Linked DNA regions of Mus musculus: regions 2, 3, 4, 5, 6 and 7 are each linked to region 1. Evidence: chromatin loops called from intact Hi-C (ENCODE). Cell type or tissue: left cerebral cortex. All regions are shown on one strand. Region 1 overlaps Id2 (inhibitor of DNA binding 2). Region 2 overlaps 4930480M12Rik (RIKEN cDNA 4930480M12 gene). Region 3 overlaps Gm36287 (a long non-coding RNA gene). Region 4 has its middle 93 kb from the start of Gm29835. Region 5 has its middle 200 kb from the start of Gm36886. Region 6 has its middle 18 kb from the start of Gm36886. Region 7 has its middle 110 kb from the start of Gm29835.

Evidence for each region. Peaks named below come from ENCODE experiments on the same cell type or tissue, not always from the same donor. Only the 100,000 strongest peaks of a DNase experiment are listed, where the experiment ranks them.
Region 2: it touches region 1 in a loop (10-fold over the local background); 15 of 42 quality-filtered maps call a loop at or near these places.
Region 3: it touches region 1 in a loop (2.2-fold over the local background); 5 of 42 quality-filtered maps call a loop at or near these places.
Region 4: it touches region 1 in a loop (12-fold over the local background); 35 of 42 quality-filtered maps call a loop at or near these places.
Region 5: a loop joins it to region 1, with 2.6 times the contacts of the local background. A loop is called at or near these places in 6 of 42 quality-filtered maps.
Region 6: it touches region 1 in a loop (2.4-fold over the local background); 2 of 42 quality-filtered maps call a loop at or near these places.
Region 7: a loop joins it to region 1, with 3 times the contacts of the local background. A loop is called at or near these places in 26 of 42 quality-filtered maps.

Annotation. Positions count from the first base shown.
Region 1 is chr12:25,090,496-25,094,495 of GRCm38, forward strand. It overlaps Id2 (inhibitor of DNA binding 2), which reads right to left. Exons shown (of 3, transcript NM_010496.3): 3 at 3,304-4,000. Among named protein-coding and RNA genes, the nearest start is that of Id2, 3.6 kb to the right of the region's middle. In left cerebral cortex, a CTCF peak has its summit at 1,938 (motif pointing right); DNase peaks (open chromatin) are centred at 1,939, 2,501, 2,954 and 3,106; H3K4me3 peaks cover 2,065 bases; H3K27ac peaks cover 1,146 bases.
Region 2 is chr12:26,222,927-26,226,926 of GRCm38, forward strand. The region is part of intron 2 of 4930480M12Rik (RIKEN cDNA 4930480M12 gene); the gene reads left to right. Among named protein-coding and RNA genes, the nearest start is that of 4930480M12Rik, 14 kb to the left of the region's middle. In left cerebral cortex, a CTCF peak has its summit at 3,685 (motif pointing left); a DNase peak (open chromatin) is centred at 3,645; H3K27ac peaks cover 240 bases.
Region 3 is chr12:25,222,886-25,226,885 of GRCm38, forward strand. Gm36287 (a long non-coding RNA gene) reads left to right here. Exons shown (of 9, transcript XR_003950180.1): 8 at 3,210-3,310; 9 at 3,500-4,000. Among named protein-coding and RNA genes, the nearest start is that of Gm36441, 15 kb to the left of the region's middle. In left cerebral cortex, a CTCF peak has its summit at 1,921 (motif pointing right); a DNase peak (open chromatin) is centred at 2,366.
Region 4 is chr12:26,070,158-26,074,157 of GRCm38, forward strand. No RefSeq gene overlaps it. Among named protein-coding and RNA genes, the nearest start is that of Gm29835, 93 kb to the left of the region's middle. In left cerebral cortex, a CTCF peak has its summit at 1,613 (motif pointing left); DNase peaks (open chromatin) are centred at 1,611 and 2,270; H3K27ac peaks cover 886 bases.
Region 5 is chr12:25,669,871-25,673,870 of GRCm38, forward strand. No RefSeq gene overlaps it. Among named protein-coding and RNA genes, the nearest start is that of Gm36886, 200 kb to the left of the region's middle. In left cerebral cortex, no CTCF peak of the experiment used is centred here; a DNase peak (open chromatin) is centred at 1,696.
Region 6 is chr12:25,490,259-25,494,258 of GRCm38, forward strand. No RefSeq gene overlaps it. Among named protein-coding and RNA genes, the nearest start is that of Gm36886, 18 kb to the left of the region's middle. In left cerebral cortex, no CTCF peak of the experiment used is centred here; DNase peaks (open chromatin) are centred at 2,457, 2,631 and 3,170.
Region 7 is chr12:26,084,009-26,088,008 of GRCm38, forward strand. No RefSeq gene overlaps it. Among named protein-coding and RNA genes, the nearest start is that of Gm29835, 110 kb to the left of the region's middle. In left cerebral cortex, no CTCF peak of the experiment used is centred here; DNase peaks (open chromatin) are centred at 2,263, 2,862 and 3,120; H3K27ac peaks cover 2,190 bases.

The DNA of each region.
Region 1 (4,000 bases):
GGTCCTCTATAGGCCATCACCATTGTTCTGCTTGAATAGCAGTGCCAGGTAGGTCTAATGCCAGAGGACACCCAAGCCTGGAGCCCCCTTTCTAACAGCAAGTGATCAGAACTTTACTTATTTATTTATTGCTTTTTTTATTTTTATTTTTGTTTTTTTTCGAGACAGGGTTTCTCTGTATAGCCCTGGCTGTCCTGGAACTCACTTTGTAGACCAGGCTGGTGTCCAACTCAGAAATCCACCTGCCTCTGCCTCCGGAGTGCTGCGCCACCACGCCCGGCTGTGATCAGAACTTTAAAGGACACATGGGGAATCAGGCTGAGGAGTTCTGGGGCAGAGGATCATTGAATTTAAGAATTTCTATATCAGCTTTTCACTAGCAAGAATAATACAGTCATTGCTGTTAGATTCTAACCTGGAAGCCCTTTCCCAACAGGGAGCACGGAGAGACTAAAGTGGTTTGTCCACTGACTGCACCAGTGTGTATGGACCAGCTTCTGTACTATGGAGGGACACACATCTGCCTGTCTCTTAAGGATCTTAAGACAGCACTGGGCACTGGGAACAAACTAACCTACAGTATCGTTTGACACCAGTGTGACTATTATTCTAAGTGCAGGGCAGTGCAGAGAAAAAAAAAAGTTCTTTATTTCTCAAAATTACAAAGAAGGTACTGCATTAGCAGAATCTGTAGTAGACATCACCACAGACTAAAGAAACAAACCCAGCATCGTGCTGGAGACGGAGTTATCTTAGAAACCACAGCTTGTTAATGGAACAGAGAAAGCGTTCTGAGAAGAGTAAGGTCAAGGGCTGGGGGTGTAGCTTGGTGGTGCGTGCCGGCCGTGTATTATCAAGGCCTTGGGTCTGATAACTAGCACTATAAATAAACCAATGTAAGGAAACTTAAAACTTACATGGTGAAAAATATCAGCAAATGAAGCATGAGAATGTTTAAATTTGCCTCAATGTTATGATTTTAAAAATCTCAAAATTCAGGCTGGAGAGATGGCTCAGCAGCTAAGAGCACTGACTGCTCAACCAGAGGTCTTGAGTTCAATTCCCAGCAACCACATGGTGGCTCACAACTATCTGTAATGGGATCTGATGCCCGTTTCTGGTGTGTCTGAAGACAGCTACAGTGCACTCATATGTACAATAAATAAATCTTTTTCTAAAAAAATCTCAAATTACTCAAATTTAGAAGCTGAAAGAATTTTTGAAACTGATAAAATGTGCACAAACCCTCTAGACCTACATCTTATTTAGAGGAAGAAAAAAAAAACCAAACCTGGCATTAAGGTCTCGCGTAAGGAGGCTTTGTTCATTTTTCATTCCGATAAAGCAGCGGTCCGTAACCTTACCAGTGTTGCAACCCTTTTATGCAGTTCCTCACGTTGTAGTAACCCCCAATCATAAAATTGTTCTTGTTGCTGCTTCATGAGTGTAATTTTGCTACTGTTGTGAATCATAATGCAAATATCCGATCTGCAGGATATTTAAGATATGACTTCATGAAAGGGTCATTCAACCCCAAAGAGGTCACGACCCACAGGTTGAAAACCACTGAGATAAAGTAACACTTGGGGCTCTGGTTAAAAGGCATGAAGCAATTAAGGAAAAAAAAAAGTTAGGGACAGAAGTGCGGAAGCATGCTGCCAAACTTTCTGACCTAACAACTGTGCAGTCATTTTTCCAGTCACAAACTGGTAGGCGGGAGATAGCATAACTAGTAAGATGCTAATTGGCAAATAGGTTGTACGCAGTAAAGAGGTGGAGCGGATTTATATATTCGTGCTAGCGGCAGTCTTTAGGGATGACATCAATCATTTTCAGAAGGCTTGGTCAGGATAACGCTGCTGGCCACCGGCTCCCTGCATCCATGCCTGTGTACAGCAGAACCGTAGGCCAGCGGCGATCCTCATATTTGCCAGAAGGTGGCGCTCGGCCTCCACGGCGCGACCAGCTGCAGTTAGAAGTCCCCTCCAAAGGAGCCACTTTCCCCCAGGCTGAGGCTGATTAGAAGTCATTCACGTGTCGCTGGTTGTCCAGCGACCCTACAGGTGCTCCGAAGGGGCCTGCAGTTCCGATGGCACAATTGTACTTCAGGGTCAAATCCCCAAAGCCATCCGAGGGGAGAATGAGATCCGGCAGACGTGAAGCTGAGGACAGGCAGGGTTGGGGCAGCAACTTGTTCTCTCATACTTCTCTCCCGCTTTGTGTGCGTGTGTGTGTGTGTGCGTGTGTGTGTGGCGGGGCAGAAGGGTGAGGGTGGGTGGGATGGCAGAGCGCACCTGGGTTGGCCCGGTGTGCATGCAGGGGCTATAGTAGGCAACAGGTGACTAGTGTATTGGGCGGCTGCCAAGGGCTCTCGCTCGCGCAGTCTCCAACCCAGGTGTAATGGGCAAAGCGTGCATCCCGGGTATATTCATTAGGGACAACCCCGCCCTGCAGGAAGGAGGCGGGGACCACCGGAACCGAAGCTGCCCCTCCTCCATTCACCAGGATGGATTCGGTGTCAGGGGAGAGGAAACACCGCAGCCAAGGCAGACTAGCAGGCGCCACCCAAACACCTGCTTGGCCTAGAAAGTGGCACCAGGTGCGACTCACATACTCGTACCTCTTGTCCCATCCTTTCTCTAGGCTGTGCCTGTCTTCCCTGGACTACTTTCCAGAACCACCCCTTCCCAACCAAGTCACTTGCAACTTGGGAACTAAATCTAAGCACCTATTGAATGCATATTCAAATTAGCGGCCCGGTGTCCTCAAGGCTCTGAGTTGGATGGAAATGTTGGTGATACCTTTTTTTTTGGTGAGTGGGAGGGGCTTTTCTCGCACCTTCCCTCCGTTCCTTGAGGTCCAGAGTGCAGTCAAGGGTGAAGAGCACTTAATAGCCACAGAACTGGGAGAGCAGCTGGCCCAGGCAGGCCTGGGTGAGCCACAGGTGGAGGAGACGAAGGACTTCTGGAGTTCGTGGCCAGGTTTAAAAGCGTAACCCCCAGGGGTGACCAGTGACAGCCAAAGCCCCTTTTCTCTCTGCTCCAAAGGTGTCTTTCTAGAGGGCACACCTAGGAACTCAAGGGGAGTCTTCTACAGTCCCGTTTAAAATCTAGTCCCAATGCACAGGCACAGAGCCACACTGCTAGGTGTGTTGCGTTTCCAGTCCCCATCCCTCCTAATGGCAACAATGTTTCAGTCTACTGGGCCGCCACGGGACACACATGTGATAGAGGGGGTGAGAGAACAGAAGGAGGTGCCCCAAGCAAACACAAGACACCTCAAAAACCATTCAGAATCCCGGCATTGATGTCAGACACATTTTATTATAATCTTAATACAGTCTACATAAATTTGAACTGGTATTTATTTGGGTTCAGTTATAACATAGCATAAAAAAAATCAAAGCACTGGTTGTCTGAAATAAAGCAAGCAATCAACATTCAATAAACACACTTGATTTATTTTGTATAAAAGGGTTAAGTTTACAACTAAACTTTTATAAAAAGTTTAGCATAAGTACGTCATTACATTTTAATGCAGAAATAGGTTATTTCTGCCACTATACAAGAAAACTCTAATTAAAGAGTCCACAAGGTTCACTCAATATATATATATTTATATATAAATATATACACAGCATTCAGTAGGCTCGTGTCAAAAAGGCCATTTCTGACCGAAGACTTCATTTAAGTAACCGAATACTGGGTCCTTCTGGTATTCACGCTCCACCTTTGTGAAAAGGCAAAGTCTGCTTACATTGGGCAATTCCTTGTGATTTTTTTCTTTTTTTTTTAACGTTTTCGCTCCCCATGGTGGGAATAGTATATAAAGAAAACCTTCCAACTGTAGAAAGGGCACTGAAAGTCTCTCATAAATAACGGTATCACAGTCCAGGCCGGAGAACGACACCTGGGCAAGACGATCATCCTTAGTTTTCCTTCCGCTTTCTTTTTAAAAAGGTCCATTCAACGTGTTCTCCTGGTGAAATGGCTGATAACAA
Region 2 (4,000 bases), 1.1 Mb after region 1:
GTCTACATGTCTGTGCACCTACCTGCTAGACACTGCAGGTCCAGAATCCCACGCACTCTTTTGAATGTTCTTCCATTCAATTGGCTCCACCCTACCCCACTTACAAGATCAACCAAGTATCTGTCAGGCTTCCCCACACTGTGTCCTCATTAAGCATCAGGATAATGTCACTGCAGCAAGGGAAGCCTGCTGCCTTCAGTGACCGTGCACTGAGGGCTGATGGAGGTGGACTCACAGCCCCTGACTTCTATTTCCAGCGTTGCAGTTTGTGAAGAGTTTGGAGTTGCCTCACCAGACTTCCTCATGGCCCGAGGAGGTACATGACACATGACATCTCACTTGTGATAGAGGTGACAGAATCCTGGAGTGTTACACTAGCAGTTGTTTAATTCATTAAATCATGAGAATTTTTTTCTCACTGAAGTAGCCAAACAGGCCATCTCCAACACTGTCATACTTGATACCTTACCATATCAGATAGTCAACCTGCCTGTAGATAAGCAAAACCTAGGGTTCCATTGCCTGCCTTCTGACTGCATCTGAGATAATTAAATGTCACACTCATATATTACCTTCCACCCCCAGTCTGGCCACATGCCAGCCTGTACCCCTATACCTCAGACTCTATGGATGTCTGCTGCCCCTCTTAGTACCTTATTGCTTTCCTTGCTAGCTAACTACAGATAGGGTGAAGCTTCTATCATCTACTTTCTTTCATGACAAAGAGCCATGCTATTTACGCTCAGGTGTGTCCCTAAGCAAAATGCCCAGGTCTGTGTTTATATCCTAATGTCTTCACAGACTTTTAGCTGATATAAAAGGAGGGACAAGAAAGACTTCCACCACCTAGAGACCTCACTCAATGCAAGAGTTTTCTCTGACAGAGTTCATGGTCCATCAGAAATGAGAGCAGATATCATGGCTGACCATCAAGTACAGGAACTCTGGTGAGAAAGGACTCTGCTGGCAGAGGTAGAGTCTGGTATGCTAGGCAAATTAGCACAGGATTATGGGAAGGTAGTGAAACATGGTTTAAAAAATAAACAAACAAAAACCTTAAACCTAAACTAAAAGAAAAAGACACATAAGAAAGAAGTGATTCTCACTTCTATGAAAAATAGAGCTGACTTTGGGGTAATCCCATGGGTTTCTGGGGTGACCGAGTTGATTGGAAAAGTTGTACAGTCTATGTGAGGACTCTGTGTACATGGCCAGCCTAATCCTGTGGAGTCTCATAGAGACCCATCAAATGTCTAATCTTTTGAATGCTGGCCTTACCTAATCCTTCCAACTTGGTAAAGAACTGCTTTGGCCTCACTTTGCGAATGAACAAACTGATGATTGCAAAAAGCAAGGTCTAGTTCACATCATTGGAATCATACCTCCATCTCTTTATAGCACCTGCCTCTGCAATAAAAGCATGAACTCCCCAAGAAGAGACTACATGTTTATTTAACACAAGCCAGCCAGTAGTCAGCATCTGGAAAGTACACCAGTGAAAATGTGGTGAAGAAGAAGACACTGCGAATGACCCAGCTCTGTGCCTGACGGGATGAGATACTCTGCATAGATCCAAATCAAGAGATTTATATTGGCAGTCCTTGCTTTGAGACGCAGACTTAAGCACCATTTTCCTTTTCTCCAATTGTATGTACACACACACACAGGCATGCATCTTTATGTGAAGTGGACTGGTACCTCTGCATTCATTTTAGTGTGAATGTGTGAAGGAAGAACCAGTGGCTGACAGGAAGCACTGCACACAGTAATGTTTAAGTTTTCGTCTCCATTTGAATCGTGCCTGTGAGAATGTAATGAAAGCTTAAATCAAGATAAGCTGCAGTAGTCAGATTCCTGCTCACAGGAGTCAGTCTCTTTTGTTTGTAGGAGCCTTTTTCTTCAACATTGAAACGTATCGCAATGTTATTTGGCCTGTTTATTTTGGATAGACAATCTGCACAGCTAATTGTACCACCATGTTAAGTGTGTGCGAGGTGTGTGCATGTGTGTGTGGTATGATATGTCTCTGTGTGTTCATGTGTATATATCCGTGTGTCCCTGTGTACATGTGCATGTTTATGTGTATGTTTGTGTTTGTGTATGATCATGTGTTACATGTGTGTGGAGGTCAGAGGATGTAGTCATAAGTGTGATTTCTCAGGGGTCACTCACCTTGCTTTTGGAGGCAGGGCCTTTCATTGAGCTGGAGTTTGTCAAACGTGAGAAGCTGGCTAGTGACCCTCAGGGATCTTCCTGTCCCTACCTCCCCAGCACTGTGGTTACAAGCAACAAGCAGGGGCCACTGAGCCCATCTTTTCACACGGATGCTGGGGCTCAAAGCCAATTCCTTTTGTCTCTAGACTGAATGCCATATCTGCTAAGCCATATCCTCAGCACCTGCATCATGGTTTCTTTGCTTTTAAAGATTCATTTATTTTTATTATGTGTATGTGTGTGAGCCTATGTAAGTTTTTATGGACCATGTAAATGTCTGGTGCCCACAGAGGCCAGAAAAGTGTATCAAATGCCCTGGAACTGAAGCTGTAGGTGGCCACGTCCTGCCCATATGTGTGCTGGGAAGTGAACCCATGTCTTCTAACCCTTAACCATTGAATCATATGCTTAGCTCCCCATGCTAAACCATTTTTACTTAAGGAAAAATAGAAACCAGTCTTGCTTGCTGCCCTTATCCAATTGTCTAAAGCAACCAAAAAACATGTCAAGGGGGTCATCTGACCCTTCCTTCTCTCTGGAAGCTTCCATCACACAGGGGATGTCGTAGTCAAAGGGACTAAACAGCACTAATTGTAGCTATACCCCTCTTCTGTATGTCCTTACTATGTTTCTCCAGAAGTCCACCCTAAAGCAAGAAACCCCTGTGTCAAGAGAGCTGCTGGTCTTTACGGCTACAACAGACATGCCTGTTGCTTCTGACTTGTGTCTGGTCACTTTCGAGACCAATCAAGACATTTAAGAATTAAAGGCTTACTGCTTCTTCAGATGCTAATGTCTTAGAGCTTCAATAGCAGTTATAATCATGGGCTGACAAATCCTGCTTCATTAGAAAACGTTCTTTCCAGGCAACACCTACCTAAGTGTTACAGTGGATCCACAACTGGAAACACTTGGAACAGGCAGTTCATGCCAAGAAAAAAGAAGGAAAAAGATCACAATTTGGATACTTATGCATTTTTCTACATGCAGGACCTTATTTTCATATTATTTATTCATCAAGGATCAGATTATTCTAAATTTCTCTCTTTCCCTTTACATTGGAAGTTAATACAATAAAGCATTATTAAATGCACACCAACTGGCAAACTGTTCTTTGAGCATCACTGTCACCAAATTGCTCACCCCCTTCCCCAAGGCAGAGCACTAAAGCTTATACTATCTTTATTTTATTTATTTTATTTTTTTTGCTCCTATCTTAACTTTTGGGGGAAGGTTAAATTATTCTGAAAGTTCTGAGCCATCTACATATTTATTCTTTTTAAAGGTTCTGTGGTGTGTTAGCATCTGTATTGCCAGAAAACAAAATTTTCTTCAAAGTTATTCTTGGGCAGGCCTGGGACGCAACCCATATGTCCCACAGTTAGTGTAGCTCAAGGTTTTAAATTTATGCCACTTTTTCCAAACTTGACTGCAGTGTTCTTTGGTTTGGTGAATTTGTGGCGCCACCTATAGGTCAGATCTCAGAAGTTCACTTTCCTTTATCTGAAAATCATCTTTCAAGTTATGTCATTAAAATGATGGCTCTGAGGGTCTTGAAGATTTCAGACTGAATAAAAATAAATAGAATGTCCTACAGTAACAGAGGGGCATTATCAGCCAACCTAGGTCCCTAGCCTGGATGAACGAGGAAGAACAGACAAAGAAGTATTTTTCATTCCTTCTAACCTCTTTAAACATTTCCCCAGCTCCTATCACAGACTAGCTTCTTTGGGAGAGGATATGAACTTGAGCCACGGGCTCTTGGAGAGAGAAGACCTCGGTGGCT
Region 3 (4,000 bases), 130 kb after region 1:
TTGAAGACTGTGGCTCTCCTCCTAGACTCACCCTCTCATTTTCCACCCTTTGTCACCCTGCCATGTCCCTGGCAAGTTTGCCTGCTCACCAGGAGTGACAAGGACAGCAACACAGATACCTTCCAGGCCTAAGTGTGACTCCAGATTCACAAAGAGACAATCCCTGAGTTTCTTCACATCTTTAAGTTTTTTCCCCAGCAGTAGACACAGAGACAAAGATTTCTGTGCAGTGCACTGGGAAGGTAATGCCAGGCAGACATGCTCAGAAGTGAGGGTACCTGGGCCTGTTTGTGTCCTGGGACTACTGTAAACCAAGTGCCACTAGATCCCAGAAGTCTGAAGTCCAGGAGTGGGTAGGCTGGTCTTTCAGGAGGGGCATGCTCCAGTGCTCCATTTTGGCAGCTATGAGTGTTCTTGGCTTGCAACTGTGCCCCTCTGGTTTACTCTTCTCATGGGGTCTCCTGCATCTTTTCATGTTGTCTTCTTGCTCAGTGTTTGTCTGTTTCTGAGTCTAAATGTTTCTCTCCCTCTATTCTTTCTGTGCGTGTGTGTGTGTGTATCTGTGTTCATGTGTATTACGCACATATGCATATAACGTGTGGAGGCCAGCTGCCTTGACTGTTCTTCAGGGACTATCACCTTGTTTGCTTAACATAGGATCTCTCATTGGTCTGGATCTGCCCAGGTAGGGTAGGCCGGCTGGCCAGTGAGCTCCAGAGAGCTGACTGTCTACCCTTTCCCAGTGCTGGCGTTATAAGCATGTGCCACCACACCTGGTGTTTAAAACGTATTTCTGGAGGGTCAAACTCATATCCTCCTCATGTCTGCAAATGTTTGCTGACTGAGCTGTTCTCCCAGCCCCACACTTCCCCTTTTTAAAAGAACATTAGTTACACACTACTTACCTTACTCCCAAGTAAGATCATACTCTAAACTCGTGGAGGCAACATATTAGTGTACCATCATTGGGAAGGGCACAATTCAACTCCTAAAAGGAAGATAATAAAGGACATCTTCTCCAGCTTGGGAACCCAATCTGCCCTTTCCCAGGGCATCCGGGAGTAGTATGGCCTACATCCATGCTGTCCAGCTAAGGTTAAAGTTGCTGCAGTGTTGACTGACTTGGTGACCTCTAATCCTATATATGTCCACAGGGATATGTCCTCAGTGTACAGAGGAGACGGCTGCCACCCCAGGGGTCAACTGGAGACCACCTTGGCAGTGTCTCTGAGGTCAGGGTGACTTAGCCACGGGATGTTGAGTGTGCCGAAAGAAAATCCTTTTAAGAACCAGAGCTGATTTCCTGGTCCTGTGTGGGATAAAGTGCTTTATCATTTGAATTCATTGCATGGATGAAGCAGAATATGAACCACCAATGCCTAGTTTAATTTCTAGAGCTATGATATTCTTGCCTGGTGGTCAGAGTCCACATCAAACTGGTCACTGGTTAACATATTTCCTAAGTTCGGGGAGAGGATAGCAGATGTTATTTGGAAGAGGTCCAGTTGAGCCTTGACACTGGGATGGTTCACATTGGTGTGGCCTGCTGTGTGGCCTGGAAGGTCTGGATGCGCCAGTCTGAGATCCAGATGGGGCCCTAGGCTCAGGAAGATGATGGGCCATACATAATGGGGGCTCCTGCAGAGTAGCTCAGATCTCTTGGGTTGAACATTTTCTCATGAGGAGAGCCACTTTGTTTGGCAAGGATGGGAACTCCAATACAGAAAGCCAGCTGCCAGGGCAGAAATGAGGGGCAGGAGGCAATGGTGGCCTTTAGAAGTGAAGGGTGGCCTTTAGCAGTGAAGGGTGGCTTACACTTGTAGGGAAGGAGGTTGTAGGTGATGGTGGTCTAAGGACCAGCGATATAAGAGGTACTACCATGCCTGCCACCTGCAGAATGCCCTGCCAGTCACCAGGAGAGGGAGACAGGGTGGCGTGGAAGCAAAGTCCAGGAAGGGATAGTGCATTCCCCTGGTAGGAACCTCCTCCTGCCCTGCCAGTTCCGGTGGGAGTGCATGACCCCGATTGCCCTCTGCATTTGAAGCTTGTTTAGAATCCAGTAGAATCTCCTCCTCCACATTTAGTGATAATGTCCAACCTTGGAGTTATATAGACCTGAAGTCTGTTACTAGCCATATGACCCCAGATGACTCCTGCCGTCAATAGACCCTCTGGAGCACACATAGCATGATGAAGCACGGCTCCAGGAGAAACAGTGCTGATGGAGGATAGTGGCTCAGGTGACAACTCTAGCTTCCTTAAGGGAGCCGACTCGGAGGGATTTCCACATCCTTCGGCACCACACTAGAGACAACTAAATTCCTGTTTACACGCCAACCTAAACCCTCTTATTCTCCCTCCGCCACCACCACATATATTTATGCTTTCGGTTTTAGCTGCTCTTATGTTTAAAAGCATCAAGATGCTTCCAGGGCGGTTATGCTAATGCACAGAAGGAGTCTAACAATTGCACGGGCTGTACTAACTAGCTATTTGAGCTGCATTGTACAAATAAGATGTTATCTTAAACAAGCTCCTGATATAACTCAATAATCACTATAATGCTTTTGGGTGAAATTGTGGTGTTATTACTGAATTTAGTCCTTGAGATGCAAATGCTGAACTTGGGAGCACATCCTGACGGAGCCAAGTTGCTAAATTTTGGGAGGCTGGGGCAGGGCTGGCATAGTGTAGGAGGCCCTGGGAACCCAGCATCCCTAGAGGAAGTGAACAACGGAGGGATAGCATCTGCTTGAGCTAGAATTCACGAGGTCAGAGACTTTTCAAAATGAGGAGAAGGCGGTGTAACATTGTGAACCTTGCATGTTACTGGGCCAGGAGAGAACTTTAGCTATCCTAGCCTGGATCACACGGTAGAATGACAGCCAGGAAGGCTTGCAGCCAGTACCTATGCCCTCCGGAGCATAGATCCTCTTCATCCTCAGTGGGGGAAGGGTGATGGAAACTTTGGGGGCAGCTAGATTTTCTATTGGCTGCTCACAGATAAAACAAGTCATGGGCTCCACAAGGAGAACTCTAAACCTGATAGTCTGAGTTCAGTCACTCTGTCTCTATGGAAGAAGGACAGACTGACTCCACCGGTTGTCCTCTGGCCTCCACACACTCTTTGTGATATGTGCAAAGCTTCCTCTCCAACACATATGTACAAGTCAATGCAATAACTTTTGTTCTTTTGTTTTTTGAAATAGTGTCTCTCTACTGGCTGTTCTGGAACTTACTATATAGATGAGACTAGCTTTGAACTCACAGAGATCCATCTGTTTCTGCCCCCTGAGTGCTGGGATCAAAGGTGTGTGCCCTAAAACCCAGCCTACCATAATTTTTTTTTTAAAAAATCAGATACCAAGGTACACATATTTAATGTTATTCTTAGTTCCTTATTTATTATATAAATCGTACTATGATACATCTTATATACTTCTATGTACACTTAAGAACACAGCAACCTCATCTATTCTTTTTCTTCTTCCTTTTTTAGTGTAAGATCAGGGAATGAGCAATGTGGTCGACTGCCAGTGACTAAGTCAGCGGGGCAGACTATCCAGCCAAGCAGTTACCAAGTTGTCTGAAGGTTAATGCCAACAACGAGATCAATACATTAGCAAAGGCAACCACACTTCCTGCCAGAGGAAAGCAAGTGTTTCTAGAAAGTGGCCCAGATCTGGACTCAGAAGATGCACTGTGAGGACATCCAAACCGCTCGGTCTCAGTCCTGGATGAGAGGAGGTGCCAGCTGAGACCAGGGTCTGCTCAGGCGCATTTGCTCACCACCTATGGGATGCCAAGTGCCTCCATGGACTCTCAGAGAAGACTGGGTGTGTTCAGGACGCTATGGCCATGATACATATTCTAAGTGTACATTGAGGGCAACGAGGAGAATCTGCTGAAGGCCTTGCAGGCCTCACCTGGGTGTCCTGCCCGATAGAATAGACTGAGGACAATGAGACACAGGCTAGAGGCTTGTTCTTGGACAGACCCT
Region 4 (4,000 bases), 980 kb after region 1:
CTAAGAAAAAAGAATGATGTATTTGGCTATAGAAACAAGGAGACCCTCAGTGCTGAAATACTGTTTCTGAGCCAGTCATTCAGTGGACAATAGTGTCATCTGCCCACAATAGTGGACAAATCCATCTTTTTGTCTCCCCAAGACTCCCAGTACAAAGTGGACAGAATTGACCAGGGAACCTCAGAGAATGAGAGAGGAGTTTCCTGTCTCCAACCCTCCCAAGAGTCACAAAGCCAAGCATAGAGAGGGATTTGGATCTGAGGTTCTTTAGCTTCACTCAGTCACTTGCCTGGTGGCTTCTTATGTCATCCCTCAGAGCCTAAACATGATTTTTGTGGCCATAGCAAGACCTCCATCTGAAACTGAGGATCAAGAACTTGCACCCCATTCTGGAATACGGCACCTGCCCATCTATGAGGACTTTCCAATGCACCACGTTGTTAATAAACTGGAGATAGGGAAGGTTTCTATGTTATAGAAATTGCCAATTACATGATTGTTTTCCTATTGCCGACGAAACATCATGAAGGCAATAAAGAGGAAGAGATATAACTCTTTTGTATGATTTACAAATGACTCCAGTAGATAAAAAGAACCTGAGGGCAGGGGGAGAGAAACCAAGTAGAGTGTGCAGAACTTCACCGGGCGCTACAACAAACAATGGGTGTAGAGAAAGTCAGAGCTGGTTTTTGCACAACCAATCAGCCAGCTAGAAAAACAGTAGTGAGTAAAAATACCCTGGCAGGGGTGATGCTACCCATAAAGTCTTGGGGTTACCAAGTAAGATAATGTGTCAGAGACAAACTAGATAGGCAGCAGAGATAGATGCTTCTCTTCCCGGGTGCTGAGAAGCAGCCTCTAGATCCCCAGCCAACGGGGACATTCGTGACTCAGGATGTCATAGTTGTTGCTGATGTTTTACTGTTCTGTTTCTTTATACATAGAGAGGAAATTCTCAACTCAAGTGATCAGTTAGCAGAGTAACAACCATAGAATATGAATTTGGAAATTCATAATCACTTCTGAGGGCAGGCAGAGAGAATAGCTTCAACAAGGTTTTGTATTCAGAGAAATGGGGAATGACAATCAGGGCACAATGATTTGTTGGATATAAATGGGGGTGTAAAAAAAGCCATATATATGTACATAGTAGCCCCTTCCTTTCCTGGGTGGGAATTAGGAATACAGAGGAGCTGTGAGAAGATACCAAGACATCATGATTGACGGATTGATGCTGCCCTTGGGAATTGTAGGCTGAGAGTCTCATTGGTGGGATGAGAGGACTAGGAGCTCAGGAGAGGAGCCCAGGGTGTACCCCTTTGGGTCTTTGGTCTTCACTATTCTCCACTCCACAGAGCAAAGCCATACCAAAATGGGTATTTGAGTATAACCATCCATACATAGAACATCTCTCTTAAGTGTAATTGAAATAAAACTCTCTGGGTGATCAACAAGCCTAAAGACCTTGTCCTGAAAGAGCAACTATGAGACCCCTCAGAGCAACTTTCTAGAGGGGACTCACCTACCCCTGCAGCTGAGTTCCTTATTTACAGCCACATAAAATTCACTAATCACCTGAATTTTGTTGCAACACAGTGCCATCTAGTGCCCAGTCTGGCTAACACCAAGGGACTGTTCCCCAGGGAAGTATTGACTCGCCTCGGAATCTAAGCTTCTGGGCTGGACATCAGGCATTTTGGAAGAAACACTAAGTTTTCTGACCTCCCCTCACTCCCAGCAGGTGGAGAAACTGTGTCTACAGACAGACAAGAGCTCCTGACACAAACAGACCGGAGCTCACATGCTCAAAGCAGTCAAGGTCCTGGTCCTCAAGTTCCAGTCAGAAGCTGTGCCTGTAAAACAGAGTATTCGTCTTCTTCCATGGGGGAAGTCTACTCTCACAGATTTGCCTTTAACTAGGGGTTTGGGTCAATTGTGATGCAGTTAGAAGAACTTGAATAGTCAGCTTGCTTGTTTAATTCATCATTAAAATTTTACATATAAAATAATTATCCTATTTTAAAAAAAACCCTCTGGCTTGAAATTTCAAGACTGGTTTTAGACATACTCTGAGTGGTTAGGCTCAGAATATGTAAGACGGAAACAAAGCATGCGACCCCAGCCCTCAAACACTGCCACACACATTGCAGCCTTCCTGGACTTGCAGGTGGAAGTGATGAGCAGTTCACTACAGGTAAGGCAATCCCTGATCTTGTCTTGCTGCCTTTATGTATCTGCGATGTTCCCTTACTTAAGGGAGACACTTGAGCTTCTAAGCCACACTGAAACCCAGGCGTGAAGCCAGAACTCCCCAGCACATTTTATCCAGGCACACAGGGAGTGTTTTACGTATCTTATCCTGTTAACCTTGCAGCGTTACTTTCAGACATGTGCTGCTTTCTGCATCATACGAATGAGGAAAAATGGGCAAAGAGAAACAAGCATGAATGTGAAGGTGGTCAGCGTGTACATGCCAGTCCTGTGGGTAGATGGGAGAGGGGACAAGGCTCTGAGCCCAAGAAGGCTTTGGGCAGACACAGAAGCTGTTGTGAATGAACTCTGCACCAGTGCCCTGCACCTTCAATGAAGTGCAAGGTAATATAGTTAGGTACATCTGTCTCTGTGCATACATGTCTAGCTCTATATAGGTAGTGTCTGTCATTTACCTCTATTATGTCACCTATCTATCGTCTGTCATGATTTTATTATCTATCTACCTATAATCTACTACCTATTGCCTATCTACTTATATATAATACATATGTAATATGAGTATATATAATGATATATAATATATTATATATGGGTTATTTTAATATATATTATATAAACTCTATCATTATCCTTCTATCATGTACCCCCTATTTTCTATTGTTTTACTATCTATCTATCTATCTATCTATCTATCTATCTATCTATCATCTATTATCTCTTACCTATCTACCTATCACATATGTATAGTGATAGATAATATATGTTACATATGAGATATACAATATTTACTTGTTATATATAATCTCTGTTGCTATCCATTATCCTTGTATAAATTATGTACCTCCCTATTATCTGTTGTTTTATCATTTATTACCTGCCAGCTATCTTTTTCTATCATTTATCTATCACCCATCTGTCTATCCATGTTGCTACCTACCTATCTATCATCTAATGATCACACATCCTACTATTAAGAAGCTATAGGTTCAATGACACCAGTATCTACGAGTCCAACACTGTGATTATTAAGCTTGATGGACTCTATCCTGGAGACATGAATCCTGATTGCTGTATTTAAACTCATCACTTCCTGTCTCAGCTCATTGACCACACGAGCTTTCCAATTTCCTTATGACACATTCTATCTGAAATTAAGACAAAAATACTCCTTCCTAATCCCTCACTACCCTCCATGGTAAAATGACATCACTTGTCAAAGTCCACTCCCACTTCTATCTGTCTTTTCTCCCTCATTGACCTGTATTAGTGAAACGTAGATTGCTTTGATAAGCATCATGACCAAAGGCAACATGGACAGGGAAGGGTTTATTTGGCTTATGCTCCCCAGGTCCTAGTTCATCAGTGAGGGAAGTCAGGGAAGGTCAAGTCAGGGAGCTGGAAGCAGAAACTGAAGCAAAGGCCATTGAAGAACACTGCTGACTGGCTATCGCCTCAGGTTCATATTCAGCCCTGTGATAGCACTACCTACAGTAGGTTGGACCTCACCCCAACCCCCGACATCAATTATTGATCAAGAAACTGCCTCACAGACTTGCCTACAGGCCAATCTGATGGAGACATTTTCTCAGTCAAAGTTTCCTTTTTTCTTAGTGACCCTAGTTTGTGTCAAGTTAAGAAAAATCTGTTTCAACATATACACATGCCATGGTGTTCACACAGTCAGCAAGCCTTCAAACATAATTCTCAGGAGAGTGACAAGTGTTAAAATTGTTAAGGGACCATTTACTATTATATATACTTAACAAGTATTTTTATTTTTATATAC
Region 5 (4,000 bases), 580 kb after region 1:
GTGAAGAATTCCCATGCCATGTAGCTGCTGAGAGGAGGGCTTTCTATTTAAGTAAGACATTTACATTATACCTTTAAAAAGGATGGCAAGAGTTGGCAATGGTGAAGCTGGGATCAGCACCTCCTGTTGTTAGATTCCCAGAGTGCCTTGCATTGGTCACCATTCTTAGACTTCATGTTTGGACTCATGTCAGATTTCTTTAGCTGTTTAATCAGATTGAGTTTATCCCTGAAAACCCCAAGATCCAGGAATCTGTAGATTCTGAAGATGCCTTACTCATCTGTTCAAAAAAAGTTTTATGGTGTCCCAACATGCCCAGAATGAAACCCCAGCATCGTTCCAGTGCTGGGCATCTTGCCTAGCTCAAGTCTCCAAGGTAAGATTGGACAGACACCTGCTGGGCTCATTTAATGGACCAGTGGTTTGAAGCTTAGATAAAATAAATGGCTCTACAAAATTGTCCAGTTATAAGCAGAGTGCAACAAAGCCTTCACTCTGACTTTCCCTTCAGGGGAGACGTGCTCTCCATTCCTCTCTAGCTCAATCCCTATGCCCAAAGCACAGAAGCCCAAGTCTCCAATTTGCTCAGAGAAAGCTTATCTTCAGAGGCCCCGAAAAACATCAACCTCCTCTTCCCTATTAAATGCAGTAGGTGTCAGGTGACTCCAAGCTAGAGACCCTTGAAAGTCGCCTCTCATATGAAGTTACTTGTTCAGTTCATGTAGCATCTTTGAAGACCGGGTAAATCTTTTTAATGACAGGGACAATTGCACTGATGACAGAGCAATCACAGAGGAAATTGTTCAGCATGGTCTCATTTGGGGGTGACACAGTCTAGGTGTCCCAAAATGATACCGTCCAGGAGTCTCCACCAGGTTCCTTTTCTCTGCCAGTTAAAGAATTAAAAGGCAGAAAACATCAGAAGTGCAACAGTCAACAACAGAGAAATCTCAAGCACCACACGCAGAATCAACAGTTAAAGAAGGGAGTTTGTTGGGGGGCAAGGGAGCATGCTCCTGTGGCAGATACACGGAGAAAAGGGCCTTCAGCAAAGCTGGTGGGTTGTGAGGTGGGATAACCGGAAATTCAAACTGGGGTGTTTCAAGTGTTGGAGGAGTCTTTCTTCCCAACTCTAGGGTTGGTCAGTTTCAAGACAGGATGGTTGATTGATCTGCAGCTGCCGGCATGTCCTAAGCAGGCCTTACACTTGTTGAGCATTTCCATCAGCAGGGGCCCGCTCCTGGGAAACAAAGTTGGCAGGATTTTGTCTCAAGTCAGGAGGTTGAGTCAGCTGGCCATCTTGGAAATTCACTGCCTTTATCACCTAGCCGTGTCCCCTCTCCCTCTGTCTGCCTACCACGGAGTCTGACTAGCTCCCAGTCTTTCAGGGTTATGCGGACAGATAGCAAAATCTCGCTGTGACCATCAAATATTGGTCCCCAGGAGTATAAGGGCACCATGGAATTCTCCCACACTCCTAGCCATTCATTTTCCTCTCTCTGATAGTTTATTTGCATAAAAGAAGACTTCACGGGGACCAGGACTGGGAACAAAATGGGCCGTGTCTCACTCGGCCTGCTCCTGCCAAATCATCTGTAAATTATAGTCCATCGCTGTCTTTTCATTAATTGCACATATTCTTTTGCATTTGGCTGCAAATTCCATCACTTTGGCCAAAAAATGTGTGTACTTCTGCAGCAACACAAAGTAAGCACTTTGAAAGGACAAGCAGTTCAGAAAGAGGAGGTAATTTCGCCAAGAAACCCAAGTGTTGGAGGAGGTAGAGCCCAACTGCATAAAACCCAGCCATCTTCTAGCCTTAGGTAGTCAGGGGAGCTTAGACCTGGTGTGCCCAGTAGCTCTCAGCTCCCTTCTTCCTGCTCTCCTGGCCCCTTGGTAGGCTTATTTCCTTCTCTTCTCCTCTGCTTCTCTTCATGAGCAGATGATGCAACAAAACCTTCTTTACCTAGGAATGTAAATTTCCCTCATCCTGTCCTTGAATAGACTTGCATAGTCTTTGAGCTCCCAAGGCACTCGCATTATAACTTCTCAGTGTGAAAGACCTGACTCTGAGTTCTTTCCGTTTAGTAACAATTTATTGTGGGCACTGTTGTCTTCATCCTGTTTGTCCAAAATGTCAAGTTAGAAACCCTAGTGAATGTTCTCAAGAATTCACTGATAGAGTCAAGGTCAGGTGTCAGACTCACTGTGCCTTCTAGTGTACCTCCTTTAATTAGGAATGCTGTCGAGGTTCTATCTCGATGAATGCTATCTATCTATCTTCATTGGAAGATTCCCAAGGCAGCTGGATTGGTAGGATGAACAAGCTTCTTCTGGAACCTCTCCCTCTATCTCTCCCTTCTCCCCCTTCTCACGTGTGTGTGTGTGTGTGTGTGTGTGTGTGTGTGTGTGTGTGTGTGTGTGTGTAACTTAGGCTGCCCTCAAACTTAGTATGTATCCTAGATGACCTCAAACTTCTGATCCTCTTGTCAGTCTTTAGTCTGCACAAAAGCACCACCATACCTGATTCAAACACTGCTGTGGATCAAACCCATGACTTCATGCATGCTGGGCAAGTTTTCTACGGCTGAGCTACAGCCCCGAGCTCCTCTTTTAAAGAAGGCTTTGGATTTCATTTCTGTTCTTATAAGTCTCTTGGAACTTCCTCATTGGCGGTGAGACACGGTTAGAGTGTTCTAAAGCCATACTCTACTGCTGTCTATGATGTGTAAGATTATATGCTAATGATAAAAGCAGAAAAAATAGCTCATGGCTTCTACTTTTGAGAACAAAACTCAGAGATGCAACTCAATTTCCTCATGATCGAGCAAAGTCTAAGTACTCAGGAGGGACTGAGCCATTGCTTGCATGCTCTCTCTCAAACTCCTAAGGTTATCTCTGCTTTTCTTGTTGGAATAGGATTAGATCTACAGTCACCAAAAGCCAAATACAAGCCCTCTGGTTTACAGCTCTAGTGAATCCAGAAGAGGGTTGGCTTTTTCCCCTTACATTTAAGCAAACCATTCATGTTACTCAGGATTAGCAGACTGGAAATATCTGCAGGATATTATTTCCCCACATTAAATCGTATAATTATATGTATTTTAATGGAAAGTTAATTTGTGATTTCTAAGTAATCAACACCCTGTTGTGCAATGGCTTTGGGACTCACCACACATGCATGCTTTCTCTTGACACAGTGTTCCTCCCGGTGACTCCAGCAGCCCACTCTTAGCCCTGTCAAGGCCTACCTGGCTAATAAAGGCAATGCTGTGTTTACACGTTTGGCTTTTCACCCACTTTAGAAAGATCAGATTTGTGACTGCAAGCTGAATTCAGGCTTCTCTGATGTGCTGGGTCTTGACAGCCTACCAAGGAAGCAAGCTTGTGGAAAAAGAGCTGGTGTACACAAAACTCCCTGTGCTTTGGTCTGAGCAGGTCTGATATTCTCTAATAAAGAATTCCTCAGACCCCTTTCCTTGGGCACTGCACTTTTCCATTTTATTGCTACTGACTTCTTTGATTATTTCTAGGCTAGCCTTCCTGAAGACCATCCTATGGTACATAGAGAGTTGAGATGGGAAACATCTATATACCATCTTATGGTACATAGAGAGTTATACTTTGCATTCTGGGAAAAGAGGATTTAACGTGGCAATGAGATCCTCTGGGAGAAGATCAAAGGATATCTGCTGGCAAATACTAGATCCGGAGACCTTGGCCAGAGAGAGGACATGGAACACAGAACTGTTCCCGGAGGCTTCCTAGGAAGCCTTAGGGATGCTCCAGTGTCTAAGAAAGCAGCTTGTAGGAGTGGCCCTGGTACTTATGAGAAGCCTTAGGGAGCCCACGTGGACTCTAGGGACTGGCTGCTGACTGAAGATAAACCAGTAACTTCTTTCTCTCGTCTGCTTCTAGAGCCACCAGGATTTCTCCTTTGGGGAAACCCTAGGGGTACCCAAGAATGCCATTCTCCTCAGCATCCTTTTCCTGCATGGGA
Region 6 (4,000 bases), 400 kb after region 1:
CTGTGGGGGGGGGCATTTCACAGTCAAACCTCAATAGGTAAGCTATAGGTAGAAGCAAATACCAGAGTGGGCACAGTTGTGCAACTGGTAACTGAGTAGAGTCTTTGTCTACCATGCAGGAATGCCTGAATTTGATCCCAGAAGCGTGTAAAACTGGCTATGGTGGTGCACACCTGTAATCCCAGCACTTGGGAGGTTGGGACAGGAGGTTAGATATTCAAGGGCAGACTTAGCTACAGAGCCAGTTCAAGGACAACCTGGGATATAGGAGATTCTGTTTCCAAAAAAGTAAAAAAGCCCAAAACTCCTTAGGAAGCAAAATCACCCTGCAAAGGAAAAATAGTATGCAGGGATGTTGTATAGTGGGGTGGTCCTTGGACGAGCTGGTCCTGATTCTTGTATCTCCAACCATCCTCTTACTTTCTGCAGGCTCTAGACTGGTACCCACTATGTCTGCTATTTGTTGAATTGATGGATCATTTACTTTTTCACCAATTGTGCCAACAAGAAAATAGAGTACTTGTAGCTATTGCTCATAATATACCAAAGCATAGCAGAGCATGGTAAATGAATGTCACACATCAGAGGAAGACCCTTCTCTGACTGGCTCTACTCTGTAGTCTTATGTCATAAGCCATGTAGTCTTATGTCATAAGCCAGTTTCCAAGAAACCATTCTCAAGCCTTTTGGGAAATATATCTCCATTTTATTATGTGTGAATTAGATTTAGAATATTCAAAAGGCCAAAATATTCTCAGAATTAGAGAACAAGGCAATGCTGCCATGTCCCTCTGCTGACAAAGGATTGACTGTAACATATAGGTTTTATCTGAAAGGAAATTTTAGTGTTTTTGTTGTTTAGACACAAGATGATCTCATAAAGATTTAGAATTTCTGAGAACATAGTTTTACCTTTTTTCCTTCCTTCCTTCTTTCTTTCTTTCTTTCTTTCTTTCTTTCTTTCTTTCTTTCTTTCTTTCTTTCTTTCTTTCTTTCTTTCTTCCTTCCTTCCTTCCTTCCTTCCTTCCTTCCTTCCTTCCTTCCTTCCTTCCTTCCTTCCTTTCTTTCTTTCTTTCTTTCTTTCTTTCTTTCTTTCTTTCTTTCTTTCTTTCTTTCCTTTTTGTTTTTGTTTTTTGCTTGTTTGTTTTGTTTTTCGTTACAGGGTTTCTCTGTGTAGCTCTGGCTGTCCTGGAACTCACTTTGTAGACCAGGCTGGACTCGAACTCAGAAATCTGCCTGCCTCTGCCTCCCAAGTGCTGGGAATAAAGGCGTGCGCCACCATGCCCGGCTAGTTTTAGCTTTTAATATTTATTTTTATGTGTGTGTGTGTGTGTGTGTGTGTGTGTGTGTGTGTGTGTGTGTGTGTACCTGCAGAAACCAGAAGAAGGCATAAGATATCCTATAGCTAGTGTTACAGGTGGTTGTGAGCTGTCTGACATGAGTTTTGCGAACTGAACTTAGATCCTCTGGAAGAGCAGCAAGTACTGGGCCATCTCTCCATCCCCTAGATGTGAAAGTCTCCCCAGTATTCCCATAGGCAGAACCACGGTTTAGGCATGTTGGTAACTAGATGGATTGATAGTTACACATTCACATATGTATTATGGTGTGTAAATATGGTATAATTTTCTTTTATCTCTATATTTAATTCCAATATATTTAATTATTGTTAGAAAAATGATTCATGATATTTTAAATATAACTGTATACCTCATTTATTAAACCTCATTTTATCAACAGAATAATATTAAATTCTTTATTCATAATAGTGATTGTTTTAATGTAAAAAATAAATCCCTTTTGGTGAAAACTGATAGGCCTTTGCCTCTTCTACCCACAGAAGCACCAGACACTGATATGAAGGGTTCCCCAGATCAACTTGTTATGTTAAAAATAAAATACTTGGCCGACTCTGGCCACCCATCAGTTTCAAGCTCACCAAACCAGAAAGAGTTCACAAATGAGCTACCACCATGAACACAGTCTGGTCTGAGAAGGGACGCTGTCTTCCTGGATCACCTGTTCTTTTAAAAAACACACATCCAGACTGCAGCTAGAGGTGACTGTCAGGCAAGAGAAAAACATGTCTGTATTCTAGTGGACATGGCCATAGAACCACCGAGGAGAACACTGGGAGCAGAGAGTGAATGTGGGGGACTAACTTATATGTGAAAAATCACTCAGCAATGAAACCGTTGTTTTAAATTAAGCACATAGAATCTATTCTTGCTTTGCAAAGTGCATTTACTTCAAGTATATTGTAGGAAACCTTGCAAGACGAGCCTATATGAATATAGTGAGTATGGATTTTCAACACCAATTTTAAGGAGTGAAACAACTGCCTTGAATTCATAAGTGTAATTCACTCACTTGAGAGCAGAGTAGATGGGTGTGTACATGGGTGCACAGATCCACTGATAGACACTTGCTGTCTAGACCTCCTGTTGGGGTGAGCCAGGACTCCACCTTCTTGGGCCTCTGGGCTTCTCTCTGTAATAAGCTCTGTCCCTCCTAGTTCAGGGACACAAATTTAGTCTCAGAGCTGTTTGCAGACAGACTTTAAAAAGCTGTCCCTGGAATATATTTCTGCCAATAGTTTTGTATGACAAGCCCAGGATGAGAAAATCGCTCTATTCTTAAAACGCAACTGTCAGTGTATTAAGAGGAAGGAAAACTGACTACTAGGAACAGAACTGAGCTGCCACACTGTGGGAGCTTCTAGAAGGGCTGTCTTGGGGCACAGCAGACAGTGGGACTAGTGTTGCACCACAGTGGGCTCCTCCCTTGGGCTCCAGATGAGGAAGAACAAAACTGGTTGCTTACTTAAATATTGTATATGATTGTTCCTTTAGAAAAAGTGGGGTCCTTAGTAAGGATTATTCAGGACAGGGGTTACTCAATAAAAAACAGAGCATGAAGAATAAGTAATGGTTGGTGAGCTGGGTGGCTAGTGCTTAGTGGGTTGGGTGAAAATTGGCATCTTGCAAAGTCTGAGTATGTGTTTAAAATTTAAAAGGTATTCAGCAACCTGGTGCTGTCAGTCACCCATGTACAGAGGAAGATGCAGGTGAAGGAAGCCCTGTTTTGTGGCATGCTGGATCTGTGCCTCACTGTGGCTGTCCAACAGGAGGTGAGACCAGTTTGCCGAGTCCCAAGCTGGAGGGTTGGCTCGGGACCCAGTGCCTGTGAAGAGTGCTGAGGAGAGGATAACTTATGGTGTGTGCTTTGAGATTCCCTTAAATAGAAAAGAGCAGCCGGTCCCTACTCCCCAGAAGTCTACTGTCTTCCGTGTTTCTTGTTGACTACGTGGAGAAACACAGACCTCTGAAAACTAGCCAGAAGAGCTTTGGGCTCAAAGCATAATACTCAGATGTGGCTGAGACTCATGTCTCCGGTAGAAGCGTGTCTATTGCTTAGGATGTCTATGAGGATATAGTTATATCAGGAGCACAAATGGCCTGGTCAGTTTTGGGACTTATAGGTCTTCAATAAATAGGACTTCCCTTTCTCACTGTAAGAGTGGCAGCTGTCTCATTCTTCTGTGTATGTGTGTGTGTGTGTGTGCACCCATGCAAGTGCGTCTGTGTGTATATACATGTGTGTGGGTACATGGGTGCATATGCATGTGAAGGTAAGAGACTGACTGTCCAGCAAGCCAGAGGGGCCCACCTGTGTTCCTCTGTGTATCTTCTGGGCTGGGACTTCAAGTATATACCACCACTCCCAGCTTTTTAACTGGGCTCTGGGATTTGAACTCAGGTCCTCCTACATGCACAGCAAGCATGCACTGATCTAGCTATCACCTAGCTTGTTCCCTTTTATCCATTTTGATATCTTCTAAGACCCCTAGATAGCACCTTGCCTTACATAAACTGTTTCTCCTGTCCCTATGATAAAGCTTAATTTGTGAGTCAGGAAAAGTAAGACATTACTAATAGTGAAAAGATCATGTTACAGTTATACATTATAATGAGAGTTCTCTGTTTTCTTTCTCTCACCC
Region 7 (4,000 bases), 990 kb after region 1:
CTGCCTAACCTGCTACGGTTAGAGCTCCAGAATGCCTCTGCCTAGCTCTCTGGAAAAAAAATCATGAAAGGCAGGTTGTTGTTAGCTTTAGTTATCAACACAACCTAGAATCGCCTTGGAAGAGAATCTTAATGAAGGATTGTCTATATTGAATTGACAAAATGGGCACACATTAAGAGAGGGATTGGGAAAAGAAGGGTGGAGAACGGGGAGGTTTTAAGGTTAAATTCTGAGCTAAGTAAGCCCTTCCTTTCAACCTTCTGCTTCATGGACCTGCAGTGATGACACCTCACCTCTTAGACTGTCAGAGGTGTCCATGTAGAGAAGTCTCTGCCTGCCACAGCAGCAGCATTCTTGTAGAACTGTTGCTCTAGACTGGGATTTCTGTCTCTCTCTGTCTCTTCTAGGCCTCCATTTCCTAAACTACATCTGAATTCATGTAAACCTTCGATAATCTTTAAAGTCCCACTACCCTGTCCAGGCAGTACTAATTCTGTCATGTACCTTACACTATTGTTGCTAAATATTAACCTTGGAGGAAGTCAAAATTATCACCTCATATAGGATGGCAATTAGTACAGTATTCCATTATATTACTATATTTCATAAAGTAGTGACTATGTTGTGTTCTTCCTGGGGGTTTTGTGAGCAGGATATCTCTCAAGAGACACATGCAGATATTTACTTAGCAGACCAAAATAAACACTCTGAAGAGAGATTGGAGTAGGCTGCCCCCTAAATAGAGAACAACACAGTAAAATCTGTATTTTTTATGAGTATGACTTGTGTATGGCAACCCTTTTCCTCTGAATTATAGTAGAGAAGATCTCCCTTTGATGATATTTGTCCCCATGATCTCCACAGAAAGGGAAGGTATCAAAACCACAATGCAAGTGATATAATGTAGATGTCAGCTCCTCTGAGGATGCACATGGGGAGATGAATGCCCTGCTGCCTTGACTTATGATATGCTAAGAACAGGATATCTATAGCCTCAAGGATGCTTTAAGGAAAGACTCAGATGCAGCTTTCCTCATATCGACTTTCTTGTATAGTTGGTATCAGTGGGAGTACACTTTTTTCTCCTAGGAACAAAGGAACATAAAAAAGAGCAGGAAACCAGAACATTACAAGACTTTGTTTCCATAATTAAAAAAACAGTCCTCCAGGACCAAGACTGAAATGGATTGTGAGCAACTGAAGTCAGTCCTAAAATATGGTCATGGTCTCTTCTAGATAGCCACCAATACCTATGCAGTCATGTTCAGTGGAAGACGCACGTACTGAGACTAAGGAGACTGAGGCAATGTCACATGATGTCACATCATGAAAAATACCAGTTCAACTTCAGTTCCCTTCCTCCAGCGCATCCTGATAGTTTACAGCTCCCTGCTAATTGGCAGTAAGGATGGTATTCTACTCACCATTCTGGTGCTAGAGCCTCGAACACAGAGAACCAGGCCGTTAGTTAACACTGTAAAGAATTCCAGTCTCTGCGCTAGTCTTCTTACTACATTTCTCCTGACAAGTAACCCACAAAGAGAATCACAGGCTGAAGGGTTCAGATTCTGACCCCAGGCTTGAAAATTATGAGAAGACTTGAAAAACTCTTCGAGAAATTTCTGTAGCCATCTATGTACACTTCTTGATGCTAGAGAGATGGCCCACCAACCAGGAGAAGGAGTCAGTCATCCAAATCAAGCTGACAGTATTTTATGATAAATTAATGAAGTATGATTCACTTTTATTTTTAAATGTTTGCATTTAGAGCCGTCAAACGATATATTTTAGGAATATCGAGTTTGCAAAAATCTTTATTTCCATATATTCCAATGTAAATATTTAGAAACTCATTTGTGTCTGCTTTATTTCTCTATTGACTTTGGGAAGCTCCTGTTGGTTGTTATGTCAAGGAAAAAATGGCTGCTGGCCACCATGTTCAGTTACCTCACGATACCACACTTTATATTGCAGGATGTCTTGCTTTGAGTAAGTCACAACCTCTTTCTGGGACACAGTGTTCTTACTGTACAGATGAAAAAGCTAGCCCAAGCTGATAAAACTTCTGTGGTAGCTTCTTTGGTGAGATAGTACTCAGTATATCTACTGTGTGATGTGCCCCTACTTGCTAAAGAGACAGTGCATCACCTGGGGTGTCAGAAGCACACTGTTCCAGAGACCAGGTACAAACGCATTTATTGTAAGACCAACCATCTCACATTATCATGACTAACCAAACCCAGTGTACCACAGTTAATGCAATGGTGTTTCTTTGAGCTAGCCAGACCCTTTGGCCTCCCAAGGTTTCTCCTCTCATCTGACCACGGGAGATAAGAAGGCATCCCAGAGCTGCCTCTCATGTAGAATAAGATAATGTGCATAAATCCTGGGCACAGCAGTTAGCCCCTAGCACAAGCTCCAAAAATGGAAATTCTTCCATCCAGGTCCCAGGGGGTAGAAAGCAAGAAAATATAACAATAAAGGAAAAGGGTTTGGGTGGGGGGGAGCAAAGATGGATTGCCATTCTTTAAATAAAACCAGGGAGTGAGGTGTGAGAAAGCTAGAGAAATGCGGAGAGTAGGAGAGAGAGGGGAATAGCTACAGGCACTTGGAATGGTGCTGGAAGATTCTCATAAGTAAAAGCTCCTTTTAAAATATTGGAGTTCTTCCATATGGGAAGCTTGGGGAGAGAGGCGAAAAAATTAAATTAAAGCATCTGAAAGTATATTATAGTTTTATCTCTTTGGCTCTGTGATTTCAGAAATAATATAATTCTATGGAATGCACGCTGCCAGAGGATTTTGCAGAGTAGCGCCCCGACAGAACGGGACCGAATGATGTCAAGGAAGCTTCTATAACAGTTTTGTTTTATTCATTTACATAAATCACATTTACCGTAGGTGTTTTATTCAAAATAAAGTTTGGGAAAAATAAATTGAACAGATGAACCTAGGCAAACCTGGTGATTTTTTTCACGAGTAGTGTTTGATGATAAAGGCATAAAAGCATAATGTGGTATCATTTCACTGAGGCACAATATGGATCACCCATATGGAGCAGAAGCCGATAATGCTGCAGAGAGGCAAAAATAAACAGAGCAGATGCACTTGCAAAATCAAGTCTGCACCCACCCCTGAATTACCTGCTTGGTGTTGAAGAAGTTTCTACAGAACTCAAAACTGGCTTTGAGTCACCTTCCCACAGGGACTCGCAGGAAGCCTTACATGACAAGAGACAGGAAGAGGTACCCTAAAGCATCACATGGCTCTCGAGGGAGGTAGAACTGGAACTTGCTGGCTCCAAACTACAAGCCACATGGAAGCCTCAGCCCTCAGTTTGGAAGCGCGAGTTCCAACCCCAGTTCTTCTTGTTGCCAGGCAAGTTCCACCCTAGATCTGTAAGTTCCTCAAAGGCAAAGTCACAGAAGGGTAAGGACTTAATAGGACTGATGAAAAGCTCAGGCAATAAAGCACCAAGGAAGGAAAGTGATATACAGAGCTATCGCATCAGAGGCAGGAGACTAGCCAAAGTGGCTTGTTGGAGAGACTTTCTAGAGCACACAGAAGAAGGGTGCTTCAGGGTACTCTTACTTTCACAAGGAGGTAAGGTGTTTGGGGAACCCAGGCGTATTATTTAATAAAGATCCCATAGAGAATCCTAACATGCCCAAGTTTAGGCCATTCTTAGTCTCAGTAAACTAACAGCATGCATACAAAACGTCACAGTCCTTCCTCCCACCCAATCCTAGTTACCTGTTCAATCAAGCTACCCTGTGAGGACTACAAGAGGGCGAAGTGTCACTGAGCAGACAGACAGATTGTGTCATCCTTGCATGGTGCTTGCATCAGCCAGGATGGGAAACACCTTGCTCAGCCCTACACTGATGATCACTTCCACACTGACATCTTTCCTATTTCATCAGCCATGAATCTTGAAGTCTGCGCCTGGAGTGTGGCTACCTAGAGAAGAGGTGAGACTGAAGTAGTGGTGGGTAGCCAAG